3 separate regions of the Homo sapiens genome follow, and regions 1 and 3 are each linked to region 2. Evidence: chromatin loops called from intact Hi-C (ENCODE). Cell type or tissue: PC-9. All regions are shown on one strand. Links, peaks and the distances in the headings refer to the core of each region. The heading gives the core; the rest is flanking DNA. Region 1 overlaps LRRN2 (leucine rich repeat neuronal 2). Region 2 holds the start of LRRN2-AS1 (LRRN2 antisense RNA 1). Region 3 holds the start of LRRN2 (leucine rich repeat neuronal 2).

Region 1 (9,779 bases), core at 1,267-9,266, 83 kb before region 2:
ATCACAGGGTTGTTGTAGGCTGATATGGGTTAATACAAGTAAAGTGCTTAGAACAGTTCCTAGTTCATACCAAGTGTTCAGTAAGGGTCAGCCTATCATTATTTGGCAAGGGAGAAGCAGCCGTCCTGGCCCAGAAATCAGAGAGGTGTGAAGAAATTGATTAGAGATCAAGAAGGCAATCAGCCTCAGGCTTCCTTCACGGTTTCCCAACCTGGGGTCAGTGGAGCCAACTCCTAGAGAAACTTAGAACTTCTGAATTGAGAGGGACTAGCAATCTTGTAGCTGGGTACTTGTATCTTGCAGATGAGAATCAGAAGCCCAGAGTTCAGTGTGTGCCCTTATATTAATATTAGGCTAGTGCAAAAGTAATTGTGGTTTTTGCTGTTACTTTCAATGGCAAAAATCGCAATTACTTTTGCACCATCTAATACTAGTCACTTCCCTGCTGTGGGACTCTGCTTCTTCCATTGAAAAGGAAGCAGAATGAGGTGGATACCGAGGTCCCTTCCGCAGAAGCTCTGACCTGAGGACCAACTCACCTTGCTTAGATGTGGAGGCTGCACCCGGGACAGACCCCCACGTGAAGGTAGCAAGTTGGTGGGATAGGCAAGACCTCACCTCCCTGCCAGCACCCTCCATCTGTAGGGGAATGGCTTCTGAAATGGACCCAGTTGCAGGACTGCCCTGGGCTAGCTCTTTTCCCAGGAGGCAGACCCAGCTGCCTGCATTGGAATCACCTGCTTGGAAGCTGTTCAATCTGCAGGTGTCCGGGCTCCACCCTGAGGAGTGGGATGGGTATTTGCATGTTAACAAGCTCTCTGGGTGATTCGTGGGCACGCTCTTAGTTTGAGAAATATTGGATTGGAGGGCTGGGATCCAGGATGGGAGGTGCAAGCTCTCATATTAGAAATAGCTGCCATTTATCCAGTACCTACTCCATGTGGGGCACTTTTTGACATCTCTAATCTTTACAACCACCACCCTGCAAAGTAGGCATTATTACTCTAATTGTACAGAAGAGAAAACTGAGACCCACAGCAATTAACTTGCCAGGCATCATCCAGATAATGAGACAAGGAGCCAAAACTTTAGCTCGGTCCTTCTTTGCTCTTCTGCCTCCTTGCTGAACTCCTAAACAGCTGCCTCTTACCTGACTCGAAACAGCGCTGGGAGGTGACCAGCTGAACCGGGAGAGGGGTGGGTTAATGTCAAGGCGCCTGCAGCTGTGGTTCAGGGAGGCAAGGAGGAAGGCGGCGGGGGGGCGGGGGGGGGGCGGTGAAGAGGAGAGGGCGAAGGGGAGAGAGGAGGGGGAAGGGTCCCATGGCCCATCTCCGTTTTTCCGTCTCCCTTTCTCTCTCAGGCATTCTTCAGGCTCACAGCCGCTGTTTTGACAGGGTGTGAAGCCATCCGCAACCTTTGTCTTCTCTGCTTCCCAGCCTCCTATTGTCTCACTAATTAAAGACGGCTTCAAAAATTTCCCCTGTTGTGTGCTGCTTGGCAGAATGCCAGCATCCCACTGGGGAAAGCCACAGCAGGCACCTGGTACCCGGGCACTGGGAGACACCTGGGCCCTGGCAGGGGCCGGCTGGGGAAGGGAGTTGGGCCAGGGGAGAAAGGAAGCAGCCTCGGGGCAGGGCAGGCAGGGGCTGGTAATTCTTAGGCCCTACAGCAGGAGGATGGGGTTCTGGAAGGAGGGCTGGGAGTTCTCACCTATCCTCAGCTAGAGTTGCTCAGTCCCCATTTGAAAGAGTTTTCTGAGCGATTCCCCAGCAGCCCCCATCACCTGCTCCTGTGTCCGACAGAACTTCCCTTGGGATGCTTTTTGTGACAACTCACCTGAAAGCTCTCATTCCCCAAGCCATTGCCCAGGCCATTCCTTCTGCCATATGGTGACAAGCCATCTGGTTTGCCTGGGGCTGGGGGGTTTTGGGGGGATGCAGGACTTAAATGCTGAAACTGGGAAATGGGGACAAGTTGGTCACCCCACTCTGCTTCCTCATCATCCAGGTGTCAGTCCCTTCCTCAAAGAGGCCACCCAAGTTAACACAGCACCAAGTCACTCTCCTCTGACCCTGTTTAGTTCCTGAAATAGCTTTTTATTGCTGCCATAACAAATCACCACAAACATAGCAGCTTAAAGAAACACACATTTGCCATCTCACAGCTCTGTCGGCCAGAAGTCTGTCTGGGTTGGCTCAGCCGATTTCTCTGCTCCAGGTTTCCAAAAGGCCAAAATCAAGGTGCCAGCCAGCTGGACTCTATCTGAAGACTCTAGGAGATCCGCTCCTGAGCTCATTCAGGTGGCTGTAGGACTGAGGTCCCTGTTTCCATGCTGGCTGGCAGCTGAGGGTGGTCCTCGGCTCCTAGATGGTGCCTTCCAGTCCTTGTGCACAGCTTCCTCAGAACCAGCAACAGGATATCAGATCATCGCACGCTTGGAATCCCTCTTCTGCCTGCTGCTGGAGAAAGCTGCTTTAATGACTCATGTGACTAGATTTGTCCTACTCAGATAATCCAAGACATTCTCTAATCTTAAAGTTCATAACCGTAATTACATCTGCAGGATTCCTTCTGCCCTGGAAGGTGACAGATTCCATAGGCTCTGGGATTAGAGTGTGGGAGTCTTTGGAGCCCCATCCCTCCTGCTGTCTGTCATTCCTTCCGAGCCCCTACCACTCTCTGATGTCTACTTACACATTTATTGTCCATCTATCCCCCCAAGTAAAATCCATGAGCGGAGAGATTGTGTTTGAGTTGTTCAGTGCCGTGTCCCCAGCCCTCCTGAAGCAACACTTGGCACACAGTGGGTTGTTGATGTTTGTTGAATGAGTGAGTGAACTTTACAGGGACTTTTGGATGCAGAGTGGAAGTGGGAACTTCTGGCAGGTCCAAGGAGGCTTCCTACATACACCCCTCCGCAGAGCAGGTGGCATCAGGTAGGCAAAGCAACCCCTCCTGGATGCCAGGCCCCAGCTGCTGGCATCTCCCAGCCTACCTCTCTGCCAGTGTTCTTCCCTCTTCCCACCTGAGGGTAAGACTAGTAGGACCCCTACCCTCACCCCTGACCCTCAGTCTCTCCCTGCCTGAGAATCCCAAAGGGCAGAAGCCACTGCTGAGTGTGTCCCTGAGGGGTGGTGACGAGGTAAAGGCAGAGCCTGTCTGGCCTGCGCTGGGTTCAAAGCCAATGCACCTGGGACTTCAAACAATTAATTTCCCCAGTCTGCAAAATGATCAGCTTCTGAGGGAAAACAATTAGCCCACTGCAAATTGGAATTGTCATCTCACTCCTGATTTTAATTTGGACTAATGAGGGCTAAGTGATTCCTGCTCCCTCCCCTCCCACTGCCCCTAGGCCCTGAGCCCTCACCTGCCAGTGGGCACTTAACCCTCAGCTGCCCCCCTTGCATCAGAGGCTGAGGAAGTTTTTGGGCTGGCACAGGGCCCAGGGCCAGGCTGGGCAGGTGCTGGCAGGACAGAGGGAGGGAAGAAGAGAGCACCTCCGGCTCAGCCCACAGGGGAGCTGCCTGTTTACAAGGCTCATAGGTAATCAAAGTTTTATTGAATGGAATTGACTACTGGCTCACTCCTTGTCACAGCCAGTTACCTCTGGCTGCACAGTCTCTGGGGACCCTGCTTCCAGGAGTGTCTGTTTGCCTTCTTCACGCCAGGTTGCCTCTGCCTGGCCTTGCTCTCCCCATACCCCCTACTGCCATGGTGGGGAGAGGCCATGATTCTCTGCAGCCGGGAGAGGGCTCACGTCCATGTCTGCCAGTCATGGGGATCAGTGTGGGAAGTGAACCTTGGACCATTTAGTCTAACTCCAGTTCCTCTAAACAAATTAAGGCCTGGAGAGGAGAAGGATCTGGTCAAGGTCACACAGGGGTCAAGGCCCAGGAGGAACTCACGGCCCTTCATGTTTCTTCTTATTGCTTGCTTAATTGTCTGTCTTCTTTCCTGGATACTGCTTTCCTCTCTTGCCTGCACAATGCCTGGCATGTTCAGGGATGCAGGAAAGAAGAAAATAAAGCATCCCGGGCAACCCTGTCCATGTTCTTCTACCACCTCCCACCCCCACTTAGCCTCGTTTCCAGTTGGGTTGGTTTGATTCATTCATGTGCACATCCATTCGTTCACACACTGCATCTGTGTGCTGAGAACCAGGCCGTGAGCTGCGGATACAGAGATAAATAAGACCTATCCCTGCCCTCTAGGACCTCACAGTCTAGTGGTTTCTGAATGTGGGGCTGTTCAGCCCAGAGCGCCTGACCCTCAGCAGGTTGCTCTTAGGCGAGAACCAACCCTGCATCCTGAGCAGCAGCAGGTAAGGGAGTCAGCTGCAGCTCCTGGCTGCAGACTGGCCCTGTGCTCATTCACCTCTTTGAGTCGCCGCCACTGGTTGAAGAGTTTAGTTAGGAATCAGAAACCCTGAGTTCTTGTCCTGGCTTTGATGCTGATTTGCTCTGTGGCCTTCCACAAATCCCTTCACCTGGTGTACTTTCTGAAGCCAGGGTCTGGGCTTTGGTGCATCCACCTGACTTCTGATGACTCTGGCCTGACCTCATCCCAGCGCCACGCAGCTGCCTCTCCCTCCATGTGCCAGTGGAGGCAGCTCGGCTAGTGGAAAGGCCTCTGTTCTGGTCAGGAGCCATCTCTGTCTGGGCCTGCCACCACCACTGGGTAATCTCAGTTAGCTGTAAAGTGGGGAAGGTCACCACCTTAAGGGTTGGGGGCTGTGGTCTGAACAGCTCCACATTTCAAAACCACTAGACTGTGTGGTCCTGGAGGGCAGGGATGGGTCTTATTTATTTCTGTATCCCTAGCTCATGGCCTGGTTCTCAGCACACAGCTGCAGAGTATAAATGGATGAATGAATCAAACCAACCTAACCAAAAAGTAGGTTGGGTGGGGGGGCGAGGCTAGAAGACCAACTGTGTGGTAACAAGTCCATGCAGGTGAAGCCTCCCTTGAATAAAACTCTCAGGGCCATACAAGAGGACCTCATTGTTGGTATGCAGCGGTTGCTTCTTGGATACCATCCCTCAATTCAGTGGACATACGAACTGGAGGTGCTGCGGGGGAAGCAGTGGAAAGCACATGGAAGGAATTTCCTGGCTCTGGGCCTATTTTCTTGGGGTCCCTGGATTGGATTCTCTTTCAGGCTTCTTCCAACTCTTGACATGCTGGGATTTGGCATTGAGATGTACCCAGTAGTGAGGGCAGCCTTGGGAGAGGTTACAGCTTCTTCTGCACCCTGCCCAGGCCCTCTCTCACTGTGGGAAGGTGCAGTTGGCTGCACCTCTCTGACATTTTCCTCTTCACATTTTCCCCACTGTCTGTTTCCACACATGCTGCCAACCCCAGCCCATCCTGTTCCAACCCTGTGCTCTTTCCCTATGGTTTGGCCCATCTTGTCTTCAGTGGCTGTAGCTGGGCTCACCTTCCAAGTGTCCCTGAGTAAGTGGTGGAGGTGGGATTTGAACCTAAGTCTTTCTAATCCACAGTCTGTCAGAATATAGAAATGTATGTTCAATAGAAATATAATGCAAGCTGCATTAAAAAGGCAAAAAGAAACAGGTGAAGTTAATAACATATTCACCCAATATAGCAAAAATATTTCAAAATGCAATCAATAACAAATTCATGAATGAGATGTTTCACATTCTTTTTTCATATTAAATCTTTGAAAGCTGGTGTACATTTACATGTCCAGCACATCTCCATTTGGACTGGCCACATTGCAAATACCCAGTGGCCTCATGTGGGGCTGCCACCTTGGACAGCTCTGGTCTTTGTTCTTGATACTGCTCCTTCCTGCTGAGTCATAGAGTGACTCCGCATAAAAATCAGAGCCGTCCATCTGGGCTTTGCTTCTCTTTCACTTCCTACTGCTCTCAGGGACCAGCCCTTCTCCTTTGGGCTCTTTTGGAGTTGGTGCTCTCTCCCCTTCCCTCTTACCTTCTTACCTGCCCATCCTCCACCTCCTCTCCCCTCACTCCCTCTCTCCCTTTCCTTGTTGTCAGACAAGAAACCTTTAAATAGGTGAGACAAAGGTGACAAATGTTCCTCATTTACATTCAAGTTCTATCTGCTTTTTTGGCCCTGTTGAATGGCACCTCTATCAAAATATCTCATTTGGAAATGTCAGAGTGGCTTTTGATAAGTCATCAGTCACTCTGATGGTAGTAGCTGACAGATGTGGGTAACAGTGTGGTGGTATCTAATATACTGTGGAATGCATCTTTTGCAATTGTGTGGTATTTTATTTATTCAATGTGGCATGAAATCTCTATTGAAGGAAAGAAACTATTAACCCTGCCAGACCAGTCTCTTTAAGGCCTTCTTTTCTCCTTAACTTTCTAGCCTTTTTTTTTTTTTTTTAACCTCCTTGCTTCCTTTCCTGGAATCAGAATCTTGCAATCCCAGTCACTGCAGGCCAAGTTCTTGGGCACCCCCTTGCCTATTGCAGCAAAAGTCAAGCCAGCCACACTCGTGGAGGCTCTGCCATCCCTACAAGAAGTGGGTAAAAGCTTCTGGGTTGAGACGGAACCCTGGCTTGGAATCCAGTTGCTCTTTCCCCATGGCTGGGCTCATCTTGTCTTTGGTGGCTGTAGCTGGGCTCACCTGCCAAGTGTCCTTGAGCAAGTGGTGGAGGTGGGATTTGAACCTAAGTCTTTCTAATCCACAGTCTATGTTAGAATATAGAGATATATGTCCAATAGAAATATAATGCAAGCCCTATTAAAGAGGTCAAAAGAAACAGGTGAAATTAGTAACATATTAACCCAATATATCAAAAACATTATTTCAAAATGCAATCAATAACAAATTCATGAATGAGATATTTCACATTCTTTTTTCATATTGAATCTTTGAAAGCTGGTGGACATTGACTTGTCCAGCACATCTCAGTTTGGACTGGCCCATGAATCTTGCCTGAGTCCCAGCTCCCAGGTTCTCATGAAGGGAGAAAATCTAGCCTTGGCAGCCATTGTTCCCCGGATGTAACTTCTCCCTCCTCCCTGCCAGCTCCCCCAGCTCTCCCAGAGTCTGCCACTGTAGCTGCCATCCCTGAGGGGCTGCACTGCTCCTGGGTTGTAGTAACCCAGGTGCCTACTATCCCTGTTTCCCCATAATTTCAACTCAAACAAGAGTAGTTTTTTTGAAAAGAACGTTCACTAAAAACTAAACGAAAAATAACACACACACGCACACAGCCTACCCCAAGAAAGCATGGAAATAAATCCCAAGTTTTGTCAGGTCAAGTATTTCTGATCTAAAATACAGGCAGTCAGGTCCCTAATGAGATGGGCTGGTTCAGTCCAGGCAGCCTGGTCCACGCCCCTTCTCCCATTTCACCTGTGTCTGGAGTCCCCCCTCCCCATCTTTTCTCACCATGGAGGTCTTCCTCCCCTGCCACCACTTTTTCCTCCGGTCCCCCTCCCATTTTTTGGGGGTTGAGACTTTGGCCAGGTATTGCAAGTAGCCAAGCATGGTGGGATGACAGGTCTCTAAAGGCCCTGGGTTGTTACTGAGAGAAATCACTGTGCTAACATAGTGATATGGTTTGGCTCTCTCTCCCCACCCAAATATCACCTTGAATTGTAATCCCTATAATCCCCACATGTCAAGGGTGGGACCAAGTGGTGGTAATTGAATCATGGGCGTGGTTTCCCCCATGCCCTTCTCATGATAATAAATCTCATGAGATCTGATGGTTTTTATAAGCACCTGGCATTTCCCCTGCTTGCACTCACTCCGTCCTGCCGCCCTGTGAAGAAGGTTCTTGCTTTTCCTTCTGCCATGATTGTAAGTTTCCTGAGGCCTCCCCAGCCATGCAGAACTGTGAGTCAATTAAACCTCTTTTCTTTTCAGATTACCCAGTCTTGGGTATTTCTTCATAGCAGTGTGAGAATGGACTAATACACAGCCATTCTGAAGTTTCCTTATCAGTACATGGAGATGGTAATACCTGCCTCAGAGAGTTGCCATGATGATTCCGCATGCAATCACACATATGAGAAAGTGCCTTGTCGACCTAAACCCTACTGTGAAATCATTCTTTTACCCATGTCCAGACACGATGGAGGAAAGGCTGCCCAGTGCCACCTTAGCAACTGACCCAGCCCATTCTCCACCCATTCTTTAAGGAGAGATGCCAACACACACACAAGTTTTAGCATGAGCCTTTCCCTGTTCCTGTTTCCTTGGGGTGCTGTTTGTGATTTCTGCAGAAGGCAGCATCTTATAAAGAAAAGAACTGTTACTCTAGGGCCAGACCAACCTGGCTCCAATTTTAGCTCAGTGCAACTTATTGTATGCCTCTGGGCAAATAAGCCGCCTCAGTTTCCCCATCTGTATAATGATTTAAGTATACCAGTCACACAAGAGTTGGACCTATGACACTGTCAATGCTCATGACTGTGAATTCCCTTCTTCATCCCCACCCCATCCTCACCCTCTCCCTCTCTGTGCAGGTGTAAGGTGGAGAAAGTACTAGATAGCTGGCGAAAGCCCTCTGCCCTGCCCTGTGGCTTGGAGTAGATAGGTGTGGAATCCAGATGGGATGAGCCTATCAGTCCTCTAACCATCAACCTCCCACATACCTAGTCTACACACAGGCCTGCTCCAGCAGGACCCAAGCTAGCTACCCTTGGGGAGGGACTGCTACCTTTACAGGAAGCTTCTATTAAGAGGGTCCCACTGCTAGCCCTGGGAACCATGTTGTTTATTCTTTTACCCCAAGCTGCATTTATTGAGCACTGACCATGTGCAGACCCTATGCCAAGTGAGGGGATGCTAGGGATGAGGGAGGCCCAGCCAGCCCCTGCTCTTGAGAAGCTCAGTCTGGGGAGGCAGATGGACTTGCCATGGCTCATGCTAAACTAGGGTAGGTGTTGTGGGAGCAAGAGGAGAGAAGGAAGGTGTCACAAAGGAGATGACAACTGAGCTGGCACTTGGAGGATAATTATGAGCTCCCTAATAAGAGAATGGAAAGACATTCCAGAACAACAGGTTCAAAGACCTGAAATCACAAAAGAGAACAGCCAGCTCCTGTCCAGGGCAGGGGAAAAAGAAGAGGAGGAGAGGATCTGAAGAGGTGGGCAGGCATGGGGCTGTCGGGGGAGCTGCTAGGCCAGCCAAGGGGTCTACCCTTTGAGAAAGGAGAGAAAGTGACCTCCCCCATCACCAGGACAGAAAGGGAGGGAGGCTGCATGGTACAGATGGAAAGCCCAGATGGCAACTGTGGAATGTCAGGGAAGAGCACTGTAAGGAGAGCTTCATGGAGGAGAAGGGGCCAGGTGTGAGGATTTGGTAGAATGTGGTCAACAGTGTAGGGGAAATGTGGCTTCTGACCACCACTCCCATTTTACTAAGCAGCTGTTCCCCCCAGGACCTCCTTTTCTCTGATATTGCAGTGGTACAGCAGATGGGTAGAGGCATGCATGTCCCTGCCCATGCCTGCTGGGAAAGGGAACCCATTTATTGAGTGCCTGTTGCATGCTAGATACTATGTCAGATTCTCTGCCAGCATATCACATTTAATCCTCATGATAACTCTGTCATATATTATTCTCATTTTACAATATGGAAGTTGACACTCAGAGAGGTTCAGTAATTTGTTCAAGGTCACACTGGTGGGAAGAGGCCAGGGCAGGATTTGAACTCAGGTCTTTCACATTCTAAAGGCTTTGTTCTTTCCACTTTGTGGTGCCGAGCATTTGGTTCCCAGCTTCCTGAGGCTGATCTTCCTCTAGCCCCTGGGTTTCTGGAGGAATTTA
Region 2 (9,779 bases), core at 812-8,811:
GGGGTCTAAGGCACTTGTCAGTAGGCTTTACCTACACTGTCCTCCCCGCCTATAACGAAGATCCGATCCTGAAGCTCAATAAAAACCTGGCCTAAGCTGGCATGCAGACCAAGAAAGACAGGAACAGGGCTTGGCACCATCTCCCTTCCTGAGAGTCTGCTCCAGCACCCAGGGTGCAGGGTTGTAAGCAAAGCCAGAAACGAGAGGGATTACAGACTTCACAAGCCAATGACTAACTAGTATCTGGTGAATTGAAGCAGAGATTTCCTAGCATGTGACAATATTAACATTTGCAGCCTGGGTTTTCAACTCGTCCACATCAGGGGTCTGGTTGGCAAAGCCCTGCCACCTCCCCCTCATTTGACTATCTGCTGCTAAAAGTCAGAAATGATCAAAGGCCCTGCTTTTAAAGGCATAGTGGGGCTCCACCAGACAGCGAGAAGCCCAGGCAGGCCCCACCTGGAAAGAACAGAGAACGCACACACACTGGAGTTTGGGGTTTCATTCTAAACAAGTGGGGCATCCCGTCATCACTCCACAGGGGAAGGAGGGTAGCGTCCAGTGGAGGATCTGCAGGCACCAGCATGTTAAGCACTGCTACCTTGTAGAACCTACTTTCTGCTGGGTTAACAGGAGAGGAAACAAGCATGGGGGAGGATACAGCTCCTGGTGGTTTTTAAAGAAGAGTGCGTTTAAACTCAGAGTGTGCCTGAACAGCTGGGCTGGAAAATTGCTTGTTTAGCTCTGCAGTTTGTGTCAGGGACTCACTGGCTGAGAGAGAATAAAAGCAGCTTGATTTTGCAAACTGTCAGTATTATGAACCAAGGCAAAGACCTCTAGGGAGCAGGGACTCACGCGACTTCTTTTCCTCATTCCTACACAGCAGAGGGAATGACAGGACCAAGCTCAAGAACAATTGCCCAGGGGTCTGAGCTGTTAGCACTACAGGCATTGATTAGTGTCTACGGTTTTCATGTTCCCGGCTCTGCCTTCAAGGAATCACAGCCCCAGAATTCCTGAATCTCAGATCCAGAAGGGACCGGAGATGGCACAGGAATCCCTGCTTTAGCTCCTGTGACAGCTCCTGGCCTGTGCGGAGCCCGGTGCCCCAGGGAATGCTTACTACTCCTCTGCCCAGCCTGCTCACTGTTTGCCAGCATAGACTGGTGGTAAATTCCATCTTGTGTGAGCTGAAACCTGTCTCCCTTTCATCAACCAGCAGAGTGGGCATGTACCACAGCACCTTAGATGAGAATGGCCCCTCAGAGATCCCATGAGTCGGACTACCCAAATTCACCTGCAAGCATTTTTCTCTGGGTCTACCTAGTGTTTCAAAACTTTTCTTTTGATCCAATATTGACAACAGAGAGATTTCCTAGAAAAATCTAGCCTTGTGGATTTTCTTGGTATATTGGAAAGGCTGGCAACCACGACCCACACTACCATCTGAAAAGACCTGGCCGGAGTTGGGTGTTGGTTATCCCATTGTTATGGGCATGGATCTCCAGTTTACTCTCACCTCCTGCACTCCCTACTGTCCCCATTCCAGCAGCTCTCCTCTGAGATCGCACTGGTCTCTGTAGCTTATGAGTTTGTGAGACCAGACCTTGTTCATCCTCCAAGTTTTACCAGTTGCCATGTGCCAGGATCCTCCTTGGCCTATGGTTCATTCCCTTCCTTTATAATTTAACCTCTTCCCTTCCAGAGCCACACTCACCCCAAGGGATTTCCTTCCTCTTGTCCTGCTCCTATTTCCATCTTGTGGCCTTTATTGATATAAAAATAACCAAACTAACAAAGCAACTTTGTTAACTACTCCTTTCCTTGTGCCCATGCATTTAAATCAGTAGTGTTCAGCCGGGCATGGTGGCTCACACCTGTAATCCCAGCACTCTGGGAGGCTGAGGTAGGTGGATGGCTTGAGCCCAGGAGTTCGAGACCAACCTGGGCAACATAGGGACATGGTGGCGCATAGCTATAGTCCCAGCTAACCGGGAGGCTGAGGTGGGAGGATTGCTTGAACCTGGGAGGTCGAGGCTGCAGTGAGCCTAGATTGTGCCACTGCACTCCAGCCTGGTGACAGAGTGAGACCCTGTGTAAAAAAAAAAAAAAAAAAAAAAATCAGTAGTGCTCCACCAGCAACAGGACCATCTATAGTCTACGTTTAAGGACTTTTGGAAATTTTTTGTATTATAATGACTGGGGCAATTAGTGCTTGGGGTCCAAAAATGCTAAATATCATGCTATGCTAGGAGTAGTCCCATTAAAAAACAAACCAAAACCTTATTCCATTCAAAATGCCGCTAACCCTCATGGGAAAATATTGATTTAAACAGAATGCTAGCTAATTTTGTCCTACATCATTTTTCTCTATGCCTGTGTAAAATGAGAATAATGTATTTCATTCTTATACCAATTCATTTCTTTCACAGAGTTGTTGTGAGGATTGTGTGAGATTTAAAGAACAGATACTTGACACATACTAAGCAAACAACAAATGCTAGCAACGATGGCTGATTCAGAAATGGAATGGTGAGACAGGAACTGGTGTGCCTGCCCACAGACCTGAATTCTAGTTCGAGCTGGAAGAGCTAGTCTGCCATTCACAAACCACATGACCCTGGTCATGTTTCTCCCCTCTGAACAATGAAAGGTTGTACTAGATTTCCGGAGTCCTGGTCATCCCGAATATTCCATGGTTCTGTGTTCCTAATAAGACAAACAGCATACCCTTTTTTTTTGAGACACGGTCTCACTCTGTCACCCAGGCTGGAGTTCAGTGCTGTGATCTTGGCTCACTGCAACCTCTGTCTCCTGGTTTCAAGCGACTCTCCTGCCTCAGCCTCTCGAGTAGCTGGGACTATAGGCACACACCACCACACTTGGCTAGTTTTTTGTATTTTTAGTACAAATCCATGTTGGCCGGTCTGATCTCAGACTCCTGACCTCAGGTGATCCGCCTGCCTCAGCCTCCCAAAGTGCTGGAATTACAGGCGTGAGCCACTGTGCCTGGCCAATACCCTTTTTCTAGTCAATATTCTTGTTGGCTTTTCTTGTCTCGGCCAGCACTCCCAGGTGCAATGGTGAAAGCTAGCCCGAGGCTGTATTTCCTTCCCCAGCAAATTAAAGAACAAAGACAAAGAACAAACCCTATGTGTATACAGGACACAGATACACATTGGTTATCATTGAGTCCCTGAAGTCTGTAATGTTTTCAGGGAGGTGGTGGTGGGTAGCCTCAACTTCTAGTCGTTTCCCTTCCTTAGATGGGGAAAGAGTTTTCTCCTGGAATACAGCCTTTTGTGATAGGTACCTGTTGACCACTAGGCTCTCATCACAGAGGGATTCAGGGAAACAGCTTCTGAGGCTCTACCGAGGCTCAGAAATAGATCCCTCCCCCTACTGCCTGCTGGAAGGAAGGCTGGCCCGATAGGCTAGGAGGCGGGAGGTTGTACATCAAAGGGAAAAAAAACAGCAGTTCAGTTCATTTGAATAAACCAGGAAGAAGGGAACTGCAATAGGTTATTACTGAGAGAATAATTTGTAAAACTAGGTTACAGATAGTCTCGAGGAGATGGAGACTGAATGGTAAAAATGGACAAAATACAAAATGGAAATAGAGCTCTCTTGGTGGCTGGTGGGGAGTTGGAGCACCATTTACCCTACACTTCTACTCCATATTTTCCTTCTGGGTGTGAGAGGTATTTTTCAAATGATTTCTTAAAACACCAGGGGTAAGAATATTTCAATAGACTTAAGGGAGTTATACTCAAGCAGATTCAACGATGTTAAGGGCAAGAGGGACCGCCCGCCCCCTTAGATTTTTATAGGTTACTGGTGCCCTCTGGTGGGAGATAAAGGTTACGTCTGTGGGGTATAGGCCCGAGATTTGATTGGTCATTCGTGTTCAGATGCTGCAATCCTCCAGCTTGATGTGCCAGCAAGAAGAGGCAGTATCAGGTGATAAGCACCTCACAGGCGTTATCTCACTGGTCCATCAGCCTGTTTCACAGATTAGGAAGCTGAGGCTTAGAGACACGAGGTGAACTACCTAAGGTCACCCAGCAGGCAGCTAACTGGCAATCCTAATTCATTGCCAAGAATTCCAGGAATGCTGATGGTCAGGTTTTCAAACATAGACAAACTGTCATGCACACTCACACTCACACAAAAAGAAAAGACAAAGAAGAAAGTAGATGCAATTTTCTCCAAAATGTATCCCCTACGAAGGTAGCAGCTTTACCCAGTTTTGAGCATTGTACTTTGCTGGAGTTTAAGATTTCCCAGTTTAGGGCACTGGAAAGTTCGAGTCTCTTTACCTTGAATCAAAAGCATAGCTTATTTCCCACTAGTGATTCTCTTAGAGGTTAATGATGAAGGGGAACAAGCCCTAGACTGAGAGGGGGCAAGAGCTGGTTACCAGACCAAAGGTGTGAATTGGCCATGTGATACTTGATATCACATCTGTTGTTGTAAAGTAAGGGTGTTCAAGAAAGTGATCCTTAAGGCTATAAAAGATATTTTTTTGCACCCCTTGCCCTAAACTTAAAATAAGTGCTCACTCACCTCTCCCTTCTTTTCTCCACTCTTGCAAGGTTTTCCGTGTATGTATGTGTCAGAAATATTGGAGTATCTGCCTAAGCCTAGTAAAACAAAACAAAAATCCATTCTCATCCCCATGATGCTTTCATAATCTTGTCCTTAACCATTTCCCACTGTTCCTCTTCCTCTCCCCAAACCTTTCCCCCTTAGCCTTAGACTTCAGCAGTGGTTCTCAGAATGTGGTTTCTAGGCCGGAAACATCAGCATCACCTGGGAACTTGATAGAAATGCAAATGCTTGGACCGCATGCAGACCTACGTTACTGAAACCTCTGGGTGAGGCCCAACAACCTGTCAAACACCGTCAGACCTGTCAAACTGTTTGCTCAAGTTTGAGAGCCACTGTTCCAGATCAGGGTTCTTAATCTAGGGTCCACAGATGGTTCTAGGAAGTCTAAATGTTTTTTGAATTTGCATATAACATTTTGCACAAGTACATGCCCTTTTTCTGGAGACAAGTTCTCAAAGCAGTCAACTCTTGACTCCAACTACACTATCATTCTGTTTCTTTCTTTCTTTTTTTTTTTCTTTTTGAGACAGTTTTGCTCTTGTCGCCCAGGCTGGAGTGCAATGTCTTGATTTCCACTCACTGCAACCTCCGCCTCCTGGGTTCAAGCGATTCTCCAGTCTCAGCCTCCTGAGTAGCTGGGATTACAGGTGCCCACCACCACGCCCAGCTAATTTTTGTATTCTTAGTAGAGATGGGTTTCACCATGTTGGCCAGGCTGGTCTCAAACTCCTGACCTCAGGTGATCCGCCCACCTCCGGCCTCCCAAAGTGCTGGGATTACAGGTGTGAGCCACCGCACCCGGCCTATCACTCTGTTTCATAAACAACTTCCTGCCTACATCTGCAAACTCTTCTTTCCTCCTCTTCTTTGCCTTAAAAGATACCTGGCTTTCCCTCCAAAGGATCTTGGTGGTCACTTTCCCATACCTCATGTGCTTTCAGGATAGGGTATGGGGCCTCCCCAGTACTGCACTCAGACCCCTATTCTTCCACACTTCCAAATCTCTGCATATATATATATACACATATATATATATACACACACACACACATATATATACACACACATATATATATACACATATATATACCAAATCTCTGCATATATATACACACACATACACACACACACACACACACATATACATATATATATTTAGATCTATACTCCCCTTTACTCCTCCTTTACTGCTGTCATCTGCTGACTTTGCTCACACTTTCCCTTGTTCATTACAGACTTTGGGTTCCTACCTCCTACCAGCTTCCTGGATGATAACAACATCACATGAATGACCCATCTAACACCACGGCCTCGTGGGACCTTAACCACTTCATGTCAAAGAATTTCACCTTCACATACTCCAGCCACTCACTCTGTTAGGCCCTGGGAGCTTGCCCTCATCTGGGATGCTCCACCGTATGCCAGTCAGCTTATGCCAAATTACACTGTGGTAACAAACCCCCAAATCTCAATCGCTTGAATTAACAAAAGCTTGTTCCTTTGTCCCTCGCAGGATAGGTACAGCTATGGTCCCTGTTCTCTTCAGTCTTGGAGACAGGTCAAAGGGAGCAGCCCCCATTTTGGGACACACTAGCCTCACGTGGAGGAAAAAGAGCACTGACTTACCCACACAATGGTCCCTAAGCCTCTGCTCAGAATAGCACAGTTCATTTCCACTTGCATCCCATTGGCCAGCCCGCTGCCAGTGGTGCAGGAAGTGCAATCTTTTCCAAGGCCTGGTAGAGAAAAGCTGCGCAGGTTTTGACAGTAATACATCTACCACAGCCTTTGAAGTCCTATTAGATCTTTCTTCCTCTCTCTCTCTCTCAACATAGCGACCTGTCTTTTCAGCTCCTGGTCCTCTCCTCCTACTGTACTATTCTTCAGTTTCAATCAGCCCCCTCCTGGAAATGACAATAGATAACATTTACTGAACACTTAGTAGGTTCTATCTTGACATCTATTATCTCGTGAGTCATTGAGAGCTTAGAGAAGTTAGCCTGTCTTCACCTCATTCTGTCTTCTAGGTTAGAACCATTACTTCGCCTATGAGGAAAACAGAAGAACCAGATAGAACTGAGAGGCCAGGTCAGGGCCATAAATGTGTGACACCAATCTGCAGGTTGTGTGATGTTTCTCCTGTAGTACGCATTGGCTGGCCTCAGTGGTCCTCAACCAGAGGCCATTCTCCCACTTAAGTAATATTTACCAATGTCTGCGGACATTTTTTATTGTCATAATTAGGGGAGTGCTACTGGCATCTAGGGAGCAGAGGCCAAGAATGCTGCTAAACATCTTAGAACACACAGGACAGCCCCCATCACAGAATTCTTCAATCCAAAATGTCAACAGTCCTGAGGCTGAAAAGCCCTGGTCTGCAAATTGGACAGTCTCAGGCAATTGCCTTGTGGAAATTTTCCTACTCTGTTCTCTCCCCTATTCTCCAGAATACCTGTTCCAGACCTGCTCCACTCTCTTCAAACTCTTATCCCAACCACCATCTCTGCTGTATGGCTGGAGGCTCTGGGAGGCCGGTGGAAGGCGCAGCAGGGCAGACCGGCGGTGCTTGGGCGTAGAAGGGGAGAGCAGTCCGACCGCAGGCGAGCAGCTCAGGGGTCCCCAGTCCGAGCCCCACGACCCTGGGGTGGCAGTGACGCCTGGAGTCGGGCGGGCGTGGCTGGGCCGGGCTCTTGAAGAGGCAGCCAGGCACCACCATTAGTGTCTACGGCCATACCACCCTGAACACGCCAGATCTCGGAAACTAAGCAGGGTCGGGCCTGGTTAGTACTTGGATGGGAGACCGCCTGGGAATACCTGGTGCTGTAGGCTTTTTGGCTCCCTCCCTCCTTTTGTCTCCGAGCTTCCCAACTGCCCCCTGACTCTGCTCCCCCTTTTCCGCCCGCCTGTGTACCCCGCGGTAGCCCAGGACCTCCTCGTGGAGGTCTGCCGCCGCAGCACCGCCAGGCAGCAGCATCCCACCTCTTCCGCCTCACTGCAGCCCCACCAGGAGCTGGCTTCAGCCCTGGCGGGGCAGACCTGGACCTGACCCCGAAAGCGCAGGCGCGGGTTCCCTGCCATCAGGGTGTCTTCCCGTTCCCAGGATGCCCAGGCAATTCAATTCACTCATCTCTCTCTGTCCATGCTTTCAGCGACACTAAACTTTCTAGTTCTTCCCAGATGCCACTGTTTTCTCACCTCAAGACCTTGGCATGTTTCCTCCTAACTACGGCACTTTTCCCTTCCTCTCCTAACTCCTAACCTTCCTTTAATCTCAGCTCATCTCTTCCCGGAGGTTGTTCAGAAGCTCTTGGCTACATTACGTCCCCCTTCTGTATTTCTCATAGCAGCATGTAGTCTCACAACAAAACATTCACTATGCTAATATTTACATGCTTAACCAGTTTCCCTAGACAGGAGAACAGGAACCATGTTCATCTTCATCACGGTATCCCCCAGTGCCTAGACAATACGAAATACATGATACGTACTTAATATTTACAGCTCAGGTGTCTCCTAAGCTCCACTTCCATTTGGATGTTCTCATATGCACAAACTCAACACAACCAAAACTAAACTCATCATTTTTTCCTATCTCACCACCATCATCAAAAACCTACTCTTCTATTGTCTTTTTTTTTTTTTTTCCCTTGGTCTGTCACCCAGGCTGGAGTGCAGTGGTATGATCTCGGCTCACTGCAACCTCCGCCTCCCTGAGTTCAAGCGAGTCTCCTGCCTCAGTCTCCCGAGTAGCTGGAACTACAGGCTCGCACCACCACACCCGGCTAATTTTTGTATTTTTAGTAGAGACAGGGTTTCACCATGTTGGCCAGACTGGTCTCGAACTCCTGACCTCAGGTGATCTGCTCACCTCAGCCTCCCAAAGTGCTGGGATTACAGGTGTGAGCCACCACACCCGGTCCTATATTCTTTATCTCAACGAATGGCACCACCATCTACCAGTTACCCAGTCATCCTTGACTCCCTGCTTCCCTCAAACCACATTTATTCATCTTTTTTTTTCTAAAAACGATGGTCACTTTAAACATACATTGTTTAAAGTGCACGCATTGTCATGAAGTCTGTCTCTTCTACCTTGATTTCTCTCAAATCCTTGCACTTCTTTTGGGCTTTTGTCTCAAACATACTGGGTTTAACCACTGACTATCTGCAATTCTGAATTGCCTTTGACAGGCTATTTAACATCTCTGAGCCTTAAATGCCTCATGGAATAACAGATGTCAAGTCAGCACCTACTAAGTGTTCTATTACAATAATGCATCTATTACTATTCTTGCCCAGCCCACTGCCATGACTTTAGGAGTATCAATGCAGCCCAGATTACTGCCATGGCCTCACTGTTATCCCTGCTCTAAACAGCACTCCAGTCTACTCTCACCAATGCAGCCAGAAGGATCTTTCAAAAATGCCAATGAGATGATGTCACTCTCCTGCTTAAGACCTTTGTAGCTCTCCACTACCTTCAGGATAACATTCAAACCTACTAGGTTAGCATATCACACTTTCAACACCCAGGCCCCTTCCCACTCCAGCACCATCTCTCATCACTTTTCCAAGCACATCATTTGCTCCAGGCACAACAAACACTTAAGAGTTCCCCCCAAAAGCCATTCTCTCTCCTTTAGTTCTTTCAGCTACTGTTTCCTTGGCTCATGTGGAAACCGTCTTAAGTATCTAACTCCATTGTCTGGCCATAGGCAACTTGAGAGCAGCTTCCTTACTGTTGTATTCTCAGTATCAACCAGTCTCTGGCTCATATTAACATTTAATAAGTATTTATTTGTTAAAGCAAACCAAATATGGCCTGAGAAGGACTCCATACTTACATATTTGAGTCCCTGTGGATGAACTGTAACCTAGCTTAATAGGCAGACAAGATTGAAAACCTAATTTACGAGTATGTGCCTGTAACAATAGCTGAGTCTTGGCCAATCCCAGCAGCCATACTTCAACCACTCATACACTGCTGAGTGTTCAAACTGTGTTCAAATAAGGCAAACGCCCACCTGTAACCAATCCAGCCAGCTGTTTCTGTACTTCACTGCCTATTTATTTACGTCACTTCCCTCTTTTTGTCTATAAATTTGTTCTGACCATGAGGCATCCCTGGAGTCTCTCTGAATCTGCTGTGATTCTGGAGACTGCCCAAT
Region 3 (9,779 bases), core at 874-8,873, 120 kb before region 2:
ACAAGGGACTCAAATGCTCAGGCTAAAAGCTTGGAGTCAAGTTTTGACCCCTTTCAATCAGTCAGTCTTACAGTTCTGCCAAGTCTTCTTTACAAAGGCCCATGCATTTACTCTATTCTCACTGCTCCCCTCCTCCTAGATTCCTGCAACAGCTACCTCAATAGTCTCCCATCCTCCTGCCTCTTTCATCCCAAATCACCTGAGGATGGGTCCACAGATAAACTGCTGAGCCTGGCAATTCGGGCCCTTCATCAGCTGCTCCCACCCTGTATACTCAATGTGGCATTGTCGCACTGTGAAAATGAGGTCTCACATTCTGCCTACAGATTTTGGGCTACTGCCTTAAACGATCTGGGCCTCCATCCCCCGGTCTGTTAAAAGGGGATATTAGTCAACTCAGAGTCTAAGATGACAGAGATGAGAAAAGGCTGGCATCTAATAGTAGCTCTATAATTTTCCTCCCTTGCCCCCTACCCTCCAGACAACCCATTCTACTCTGCTTGTCTCCACTTTCCTGCCTTTGCTGGTCCCCATATTCTCTTCCAGTTCAAATCCTATCCCTCCAACTAGGCTCAGTTGGAGACTCAGCTCCTCCGTTAAACCTTTTGTGAATAATGCTAGTCCATTAAGGTGGTTTCTTTTTGTATTTCTATGGCACTTCCATCGTCTTGAAATATTAAAATTGGTTTCATATAGTTCCAACCTGTCACTCTGAGCTCCTTGAGGCCATTATGCTCCGTAGCAGGGGTGGAGAGTGGGAACATGGGGGTGGTTTAGTGGGAACTTAATATGTGCTCATTCAATATATGAAGGTGAGAATCCCCTCTGTGCATACAGAACTCAGACCTTCAAGCCAACTTCACAAAAGCCACCAGGCATGGCAGTCACCACTGGCTGTACCCTTGGAAAAGACAGGGCCAGAAGCTCAAGCACTGGATGACGGCAGGCAGCCCAGGGAAGCCACTCCTCACAGGACTCCACACCTTGGCCTCCACCTCATCCATTCCCCTGTTGTTGGTTCTGCAGGCTCTGGTCCAGACCCATCAGTAGGGTGTGGCCTGCCATGGAGCCGAGTTTGTGATGTCTGTTCTGAGTGGTCCAGGCTGAAGTCCCCACCAAGGCATGGGTGTTGGGCATTGGGCCTTTGCCCTCCTCTAGTGGCAGTCACCCAGCTTTTCTAAGCCACCAGGCAGCAGCCTAGCACCCACCTTTGGCACCTTCTTACTTTCCTCCCCCAGTCTTCATGATGTCCAGCTGGCAGAGTGGGGAACCCTGAAGCCAAACCCCTAACTGGGCCTGCCAGTTCCTGACTGAAATTGACCTCCTTCATTGAGAGCCAGGACGGAATCTTCCAGAATGCTAGAGCTGCACGGCTCAGGATGCAATGCTGGAAAAGCATGACAACTAAAGGGGTCTTCCACTCCATTCTTTAGGGTGAGAGGTGCCTGGGCCCAGTGACAAATTCTCACCCACCCCACTACATTCCTTAGTCCACTGTTAACTTCGGGAGGGTAGCACCATGCAAAGCAAAAATGTGATCTTAGGTGCATGCTGTGACTGTGAGCTGCACCTGTCCTCACAAAGCTGCTGAATTCCCCATTCGTCTCCTGGCCTTTGCAAGAGGGTCCGAGGCAGTATGAGAGAAGCCAACCCTTCTCTTCCCGGACCCAAGGGCTGTGCCCCTTCTCTCAGCCAAGCCTTGTGTCTCTAGGCACAAGGACAGCTCAAGCGTTAGCGTCTGGCCCCACCCAACTCCTTCCTCCCGGGTGTGTGTGCGTTAGGTAGAGGGGGCCTCTGGCCACTCAGGAGTTAAAATGGCAGCGGGACTGGAGGGGGTTGGCGTGGCATGCAGACTGGGAGGAGGCGACCGGAGTGGGCTGGGGAGGTTGGGAGAGCGGCGGAGAAGCGAGTGAGGAGGGCGAGCGCGAAGCCGGGAAGAGGGGCGCGCGTGGAGGGGGTGCCGGGCGCCGCGAGGGCCTGCTCCGGGCACCTGCGAACGCGCGGCGCTCTCAAGGAGCGCCTGGCTCTCGCCCGCCAGCCTCCGGCCGCGACGCGCCCAGGGCGCGGAGAGGGGGTGGGGACGGATTGGGATTCTGCCATCGCCCTCACCGGCTGGGCCCTGGAGCCGCTCCCAGGATAACTCCACGTTGGGGAGGGCGCCCGCCGAGCCTCCCCGGCCTGTGCAGACGGCGCGCGCGGCGGGAGGGCGCGGACCAGCGTCCCCAGCCCGGCCCCGGGCGGAAGGCGAGCGGAGCGCGGCCGCGCGGGCAGCAGACGGCAGACGGTGCCCGGCGCCCACGGGGTGAGTGTGCAGCTTCGGGGCTGACCTGGGCAGCGCCGCCGCCGCCGGGGAATCGTGGACACCGAGGTCGCTGGCGTGGCCGAGGCGTACGCGGCGGGAGCGGCCGGAGCAGCCGCCTCAGGGCTCCTGGCTCCTGCCCCGGCACCGCAGCTCCGCCTGACCCGGGTGGGGGCCAGAGGAGGGCCGGCCGCTGCCTTCCGCCGAGACGCCTGCGGGGGAGCCGGAGACTTGGGAGAGGGAGGCGGCCGAGGGGCAGAGGGACGGAGGGCTGGAGAATGCCCAGAAGCGGCCAGGGAGAGGGCGCCTGGGCCTTCGCCTGGAGAGGCCAGAACCTCCCCCAAACTGTTGCTGGGTAGAGTGGGGCCCTGGAGATGTGGAGGAGCCGAGAGGTGGCAGTGAGGTTAGGGAGGGCGTGACACGGGCGGACTGGCAGGCTGGAAGCGCTCCAGAGCCTGGGGACTTTCTCCTCCTTGGAGCTCGCGAGTCTGTGCGGAGGGACAAGGTGGCCTTGGGTCTGTCTGAAGTATCTGGAACCAGGAGCTAGGCTCCTCCCGGGCCGGCTGGCTGGGGTCCGACCGCAGCCTGGGATGGGACCTTTGGGGTGGGGGATGGGCCGGCCTGGGGCTCAGCCTGGGGACTCGGTCAGGGGGAAGCGGAAACGGAAGGGTGGCTCTGAGCCCACCGCAGGACCCAGGAGACAGGATGGGCTGGCCAGCCACAGGTGGGCCGTCTGTCCTGCTGGCAAAGGGTGGCGCAGGCTCTGGCTGCCCAGCCGGCGAGGAGCCGCGGGGTGAGGGAACTGAGCTCCATCTGGGGCCGAGCGGAGAAGCTAAAGAGGTGCAGGAGACCCGGAACCTGGGGAGGGGCCCCGGGGGTAGCACTGTGCTCCCTACCCTTCCTCCCCCACCCAAACGAACAGGAAGGAAAATGTCAGCTGGGCTTTGTGCTCTGTTCCTCAGGCTGCCGCAGCTCCCATCTGTTGGAGCCAACGCAGCTTCTAACTGGGCGACTGGCAGGGTTGGAGGGGGTGGGCTGGGCACAGCGCTCAGTTGCCAGAGATGGACTGACAGGCCCTCTGCTTGAGAACTCCAGGACCTAGGGTGGTGAGGAGAACAGCCTCCCTAGGTCAGGGCAGTAGAGGTGACTCCCTGCCAGTTTGGTCACTGTCATAGGGGAAGATGTAGGTCTCCCCATGCACCCAGGCCGATGGCAGGCTCCGTGCCCCCCTTTCCCGCCAGTCTAGGATGGGCTCTGGCCCAGCGTTTTGTCCCTGAATAAGAAGGCCAGGAGCTCCTCCCATTGCCCACTGCTTCTTAAAGATCCCTTCAAAAAAGAGCACTGGGCATGGAGGGTAGAGGTGGGCTCTGCACTGGGCACTGGAGCCCCCTTGCCTTTGGGCCCTGTGGCTACCAGAAAAAGCCACATGTGGGTGGCCTGACCCACTTTCCTGGCCAGGTGCTGTTGTGGCGAAACGATGGAAACAGAAGGGCAGAGCTAGGGATCTGAGCCTCCTAGGCCTTCTTCCTTCCCCTGTGCTGACTCAGGCTTCTCCTTCTTGCGGAGGGCTCTCTCTGGTCCTGGGATGGGTCCTCATTATTTGCAAAGCATGGAACTAAAGGCCTCAGTGCCTGGGAGATTGAGGTCTGCCCAGGGTCTGGCACCTAGGAACACCCCCAAATCCACACCCTCTCCCTAATGCAGTCTCCTCCCGGGGAAACACCGAGTGGCAGTAAGATCTCAGAGATCTGCTAATTCCATCCAGGCTAGTACAGCAGGTTCCCTCTCTAATTCAACACAGTTCTTCCTCACTTCCCATCCTATTTTCCCTGTGCCTCCCCTCTTCCTCCTCCCCCTCATCCTCCTCTCCTTCCTTCACTCTTCACTTTCCTCCTCTAACACTCTTCACTTCCCTTTTCCCCCTCACACTGCTCTTCCTCTTCTCTCACCCTCCTCATTCTTCCCCAGATATCTCCCTTTCTTCCCAGGCTCTGTCTCCACTTTGCCCTGCTTCTCCTGTAAACTGCAGCTTAAACCGTAAGCCAGGCGTGCACGCACTCCTGCTCATCCTGCCAGTGGGAGCACATGCACTGTTGACTTTGCTGCATCCCTTTTGCAGAGGAGCCTGGGCTGGTGGGCCTGGCAGCTGCATTTGCCTGGCCCTGGTGTCCCTTGAACCCTGTCATTTACTCACCTCCCCCTTCTACTCCCCACACCCTTATGTCGTTTATTTGAAAGGAAAAGGAAACTCCATGGCTTTTAAAAAAATGTATTCATTCAACAACTGTTTCTTGAGTGCCTACTGTGTGCCTCTCATGATTTTAGAAGCTGAAGATACAGCGGTAAACAAACCTCCATGTCTCAAGCTGACCACACTTGTATCTGGACTTGCCAGCTGATTAGCTCTGTTCCCACCAGGCTCGTTCAAAGACCCACAGCTTGAGGGGGCAGAGGTGAGGAACATGAACAATGCTAGTGAATTATCACACTGAGTGACCTCTAACATGCCAGGTACCGCTTAAGTCATCCTGTCCTTAGGATACTTTTCTGACCTGAAAGGATGGACCAGGTCACATCTCACCATTTATCTGGCAGCCCAGGGCAAGTAGAAGGCTGGTGCTTCAGACAGAGAAGGGGGAAGGAATCAAATTTATTATTGAATACCTATTATGCACCAGTCTATGTGAGGAACATTACAAAAGTTATTCTGTTCAGTCGTGCTGACAACCTTCTAATGTCTGCATTACCATCCCCTGTTTCCTAGCCAAGGAAATTGAGGCCTGGAGAGGAGAAACCACTTGCTCCGGGTCATATAGATCTCCATTTTGAAATCACTTGTATCTGCAGTTGATTTGGCCCTATGATATCTGTGACATCTGGTAACTTGTACACTTATACTAAGGCTTACATTCTAACCTAACTTTTCATGGGGCCTTATCTCCCAGTTAGACTATTAATATGTATAAGGATTTGCTGAACGGTTGTGTGAATAAGCTTTCTTAAGTGATCAAGGAAGGCTTCCTGAAGGAACTGGGACCCTGAATGAGGAGGCAGGGAGGGCAATGACTTTTCCTGTGTCATCCTACACAGGTATGTGACAACTTGTAGGCAGGAAGTCCCTCATCCCACACCCCACCTGCATTCAGGTAGAATTGACTCAGGGTCAGGATATAGAAGCTTGATCTATGGCCCATCTAATGAATAAATGTCACTTGTGTTCTTAATCTATATGGCTTGGACTCTTTATAAAAGCTCCAAGATAAAGGATGGGGACTAGAAGCTTTCAAGCCTACAAGGACTCCAGGGAAGGACAAGGACCATAGTTGGAGGCTTGAATGGGGCAGGAATGGGGAGAGTGACCAAGGAACAGAAGAGAAGGAAGACAAAGGCAGAAGATAAACTGAGAAACAAAAAACACTTTTGACAAAAATGAAGTAGCTAAAAAAGACAACAAAACAAAACCGAAGACAAGAGATATGCAAAAAAGACAGCAGCATGTGATTAGATTGCTGAAAGGACGAGTCAGAAAGATGCCTTTATCTGTTACTTTCCAGTGCGGGGCCTGGGTCTCCGTGGCCTACAGCTCAGAGGCTGAAATTTCACCAAGTTAGCCTCAATCAGGCATTTGCTTATTCAGTCAACCCATCTTTTCTAAGTACCTACTGTGTGCCTGGCTCTGTGCTAGGTGCAGGGGACAAAGAGACAGATCAGATGTCCCTGCCTTCAAGGAGTTCACCGTCAGAGTAGAGATTCTAGAGCCACACAGCTGGAGTTCAAATCCAGGCTTCACCACTTCTAGCTGGGTGACATTGAGCAGGTCACGTAACCTCTCTTCGTCTCAGTTTCCTCATCTATAAATGGGATAATAAAAGTACCTACTTCATAAAGCTGTCATGAGGACTACATGAGGTGATACATGTAATGAGCTTAGAACAGTATCTGGTATATATATAGTAAGTGCTATGTAAGTAATATTATTATTGTTATTATTATTAGATGGGGGAGTCAGTCCCATAGACAATAATGAAACAAGTGTTGGACTATAGGGATAAGCAGATAAAAAGGCGACTCTCAGCCAGGCTTGGTGGTTCACACCTGTAATCCTAGGGAGGCCAAGGCGGGTGGATCACATGAGGTCAGGAGTTCAAGACCAGCCTGGCCAAAATGGTGAAACCCCATCTCTGCTAAAAATACAAAGATTAGCCGGGCGTGGTGGCACACACCTGTAATCCCAGCTACTTGGGAGGCTGAGGCGGGAGAATCACTTGAACCCAGGTGGCGGAGATTGTAGTGAGCTGAGATTACACCACTGCACTCTAGCCTGAGCAACAGAGCAAGACTCTGTCTTTAAAAAAAAAAAAAAAGTGACTCTCTGTTTGCTGTTTGCGGATTAGGAAAGGGTTGCCAAATGATGTGATATTTGAACCAAGGCTTGAAAAAGAGTCAACCAGGCAGAGATGGTGGGTCTGGGGACACAGGTGATGAGGGTATTTGGGGCACAGGTATCGTGCATGAAAAGATACCAGGGTGTGTATGTGTTCATTGCTCTTTGTGAATGTCACCATCACCGCTGACACGTCCCTCTCAGCCTCTTTTTCTCCAGAGCTGGGAGCTGGGCTTCCAGTGGGGCTGGCTGGTCGCCCAGAACATTCCCACATGTCTTGGTGCAGGGGACCTGGTGCATCCCTGCTGGGGGTTAGCCTCATGACCTTGGGCTCCTGCACGTTCTAAGCCCGCATCAAGCAGACTCTGCTCCAAACCCAGAGCTGCTAGGCCTTGCACTCTGCCTTCTGGCACTTCTTAGGGACCTGGGAGACGCCTTGGCCTGAGGGGGCTGCCTTTTAGGAGGTGAGTTTAACCAGGTTTGGTTTGGAATTCGTTTTTTTCTGTGTGTTTCTTGCACCCACACCTTCCCTGCTACTCAGCATTTGATGGACCTGAAGCGAGTTCCAAGATAAAGTGCAGACAGAGGGTTCCTGGGGCAATAACTGTTTCTCAGCTTCTACCTCTCACGTGGTAACAACACTAATTATGATACCCAGCATTTATTGAGCATTTACTGTGTGCCAGGCACTGTGCCAACTGCTTTACCTGCATTATCCCATTAAGCTTTCAAAAGTACCCCTATTAGATAGGTAGTTAACTCTCATTATCCCTAACCTAAAAAGCCAAGAAACAGACTCAGACTTGCTCAAGGACATATAGCTAGGAAAGATCCAAGGGAGGGAGTTAGCCCTTCTCTCTGACTTTAGGACTCCTCCTGCTTCTTCACCACCCCGGAATCTGGTGTTCCTTGGGCCTGGAGGGTGCTCTGGGACATCCAGCCCATTCTCCTCCTTCCCTCCCTCCAGGAAGAAAGTCCCCTAAGCCAGCCCTGCCCAAGCCAGTGGCTGCCTGTCTCCTTTTCGGGATCTTCAGAGAGGGTCTCTGTGACCTTTTTTTTCCTCCTGCTCCTGCAGGGTGTGATATTTAAGATCCAACATTGTTTCCTTCTGTCTCAGCTAAGTGCCTCGGGGCCACATGGAGCCACTATCCTCAGAGAAGCTGGACCTTAAGAGTCAGTGCCCATGGACACATGGTGGGAACCAATGCAAGGGTGGCTTGCTGGGAGACGTGAGAATGGGGCCTAGACTCCAGATAAGGTGGAGAGAGATGGGGAAGGCTTGGGATTTGTGCTGTCAGTGGGATAGCTCTAACAAGGCAGACTCGTGTATTTCAGGAAGAACAGGTACAATTGTTCCTATTTACAAACATCTCACAAGGCAGCTTCTTCAGGGAAAAACATATGGAAGAAGGGGGCAGGGCAGTGATTATTAGCAACCAGCCTGGGTTCCCCAGGAAGAATGGGTCTGTCCTATCTGATCTTTTCAGGGGGAAGGAAAAAGGAGGAAGAGAAAAGAAAGGCAGCAAAGGTTACTTTGCTCTCTAAAATGTTCTCAAAATAAGCATTCAAACGTGGTCGATGAAAGTATCTGTCTTTGGCTTGGGAGGGCAGAGGTGGTGATGCCCAGAAGGGGGAATGACCACAGAGGGCCAGCTGGTGGGAAGTGAGACATTTAAAAGCTGTGTAGGAGGAAAGAGAGAATTTGACACTTCACCCTGCCTGGCTGTCACCACTCCTCTTCCCCTGCCTTCTGCTGGGGCTCAGACAGCTTCAGGCCTCGAGCCTGAGAAAGTGCCTGCCCAGAATTGGGCCCAGGGGTTGAATGGTGGAATCTACATTGCGAGGGGACCTGCAGAATCATCCTGTCCACTGCCCATCTCGAGCGCCACCAGGCCTCAGCCATCTCAGACATGGGATGGGGCTGGAGTCTCTTCGTTCAGCAAGTATTTGTGAGGCATGTAGCCAGGCACTGAGGGCAGACAGCAGTGAATGACCAGACAGACCTCTGCCCTTCAGGAGCTTTTAGTTTATTGTCTGGGGATGCAGTAAAATAGACTCATAAAGGAAATGGCACATTGGAGGCTGGTAAGTGCTAAAGAGAAAAAACAGGGAAGGGAAATGGAAGAGTCAGTTGGGAGAGGGGGAGTTTGTTATCTTGTGCAGGGTGGCTACAGAGACCTCACTGAGAAGGTGATATCTGAGGAGAGATGAGGGGGTGGCACCACAGTCGGGGCAAGCTGGGCAGAGGGGACAGCAGGTGCAAGGGCAGGGATGCAGGGCTGTGCCTGGAGAGTCAGAGGCGGCGTGGAGGCTGGCGTGGCTGGAGTGTGGTGAGGGCAGAGAGTTGCAGGAGATAAAGTCAGAGGGTCAGGAGGAGGTTAGCTCTAGGAGAGGTCTGGAGCTGGTGAGGAGGGGGATTTTTTCCTCAGAGTAAGATGGGCTCTTGCAGGGTTGGAGCCTGGGGCGGCATGATTTGACTTTTTAACACCACTGGTCGTTGGCCATCCATTCCAGCTTTTCCCTCAGCGGCTAGTCAGGAAGTGCTGCCTGGTTGCCCTCTGCAGCCATTGGAGCTGTTTCAGCCAATCAGTACATCCCCACCAAGGATGCTCTGAGCACTGTCCTAGGCAGTGTGGGGTGTGAGGTTGGGAAGGAAATAAAAAAGCACAGGACACAGTCTTTACTGGTAAGGAAACCTACTGATCAGCTGGGGAGGCAGAACTTACACTCACAAGAAATAATGAGGGAATAATACCAGACAGTATTTAAAACCGAGTGCTAAACTGTGTGATTTAGACTATAAATGTTATCAGAACTGTGAGCTCTGTGTGGGAGTTATATAGGGAACGCTTCCTCAGGGGGGCGCGGCTGATTTAGGCTTGGAAAATGGAGTAGATTCGACTCTGCAGTGGGAAGGATTCTCGCACGGAGAACTTGGAGCTGGCAGGGTGAGAGGAGAGAAGGGTGGTGCTGCTGGAGGGGAGGTCACTGAGTGGGAGTAAGGCAGCCCACGTGGCAACGTGCAAGGGCAGGGTCTTCTGTCTCTGAGCAGTCCCTGCCTCCCACCTGGGTTTCCAATGCCCCCTGTACTCTTTC

The links. Hi-C counts contacts between places; a loop is a spot of excess contacts. Peaks named below come from ENCODE experiments on the same cell type or tissue, not always from the same donor. Only the 100,000 strongest peaks of a DNase experiment are listed, where the experiment ranks them.
Region 1: a loop joins it to region 2, with 6 times the contacts of the local background. A loop is called at or near these places in 3 of 110 quality-filtered maps.
Region 3: it touches region 2 in a loop (3-fold over the local background); 5 of 110 quality-filtered maps call a loop at or near these places.

Annotation. Positions count from the first base shown.
Region 1 is chr1:204,643,755-204,653,533 of GRCh38, reverse strand. The region is part of intron 1 of LRRN2 (leucine rich repeat neuronal 2); the gene reads left to right. Among named protein-coding and RNA genes, the nearest start is that of LRRN2, 37 kb to the left of the region's middle. RefSeq lists an enhancer at 5,364-6,034. In PC-9, for the core only: no CTCF peak of the experiment used is centred there; DNase peaks (open chromatin) are centred at 5,843 and 6,243; H3K27ac peaks cover 1,717 bases.
Region 2 is chr1:204,560,074-204,569,852 of GRCh38, reverse strand. It overlaps LRRN2-AS1 (LRRN2 antisense RNA 1), which reads right to left and starts at 5,682. Exons shown (of 13, transcript XR_007066814.1): 1 at 4,567-5,682. It also overlaps the pseudogene RNA5SP74. RefSeq lists a silencer at 3,937-4,026. In PC-9, for the core only: CTCF peaks have their summits at 3,666 and 3,866 (motif pointing left); a DNase peak (open chromatin) is centred at 4,042; H3K27ac peaks cover 966 bases.
Region 3 is chr1:204,677,843-204,687,621 of GRCh38, reverse strand. LRRN2 (leucine rich repeat neuronal 2) reads left to right here and starts at 1,884. Exons shown (of 2, transcript NM_201630.2): 1 at 1,884-2,302. RefSeq lists enhancers at 8,527-9,027, 9,028-9,528. In PC-9, for the core only: no CTCF peak of the experiment used is centred there; no DNase peak of the experiment used is centred there; H3K4me3 peaks cover 1,053 bases; H3K27me3 peaks cover 1,435 bases.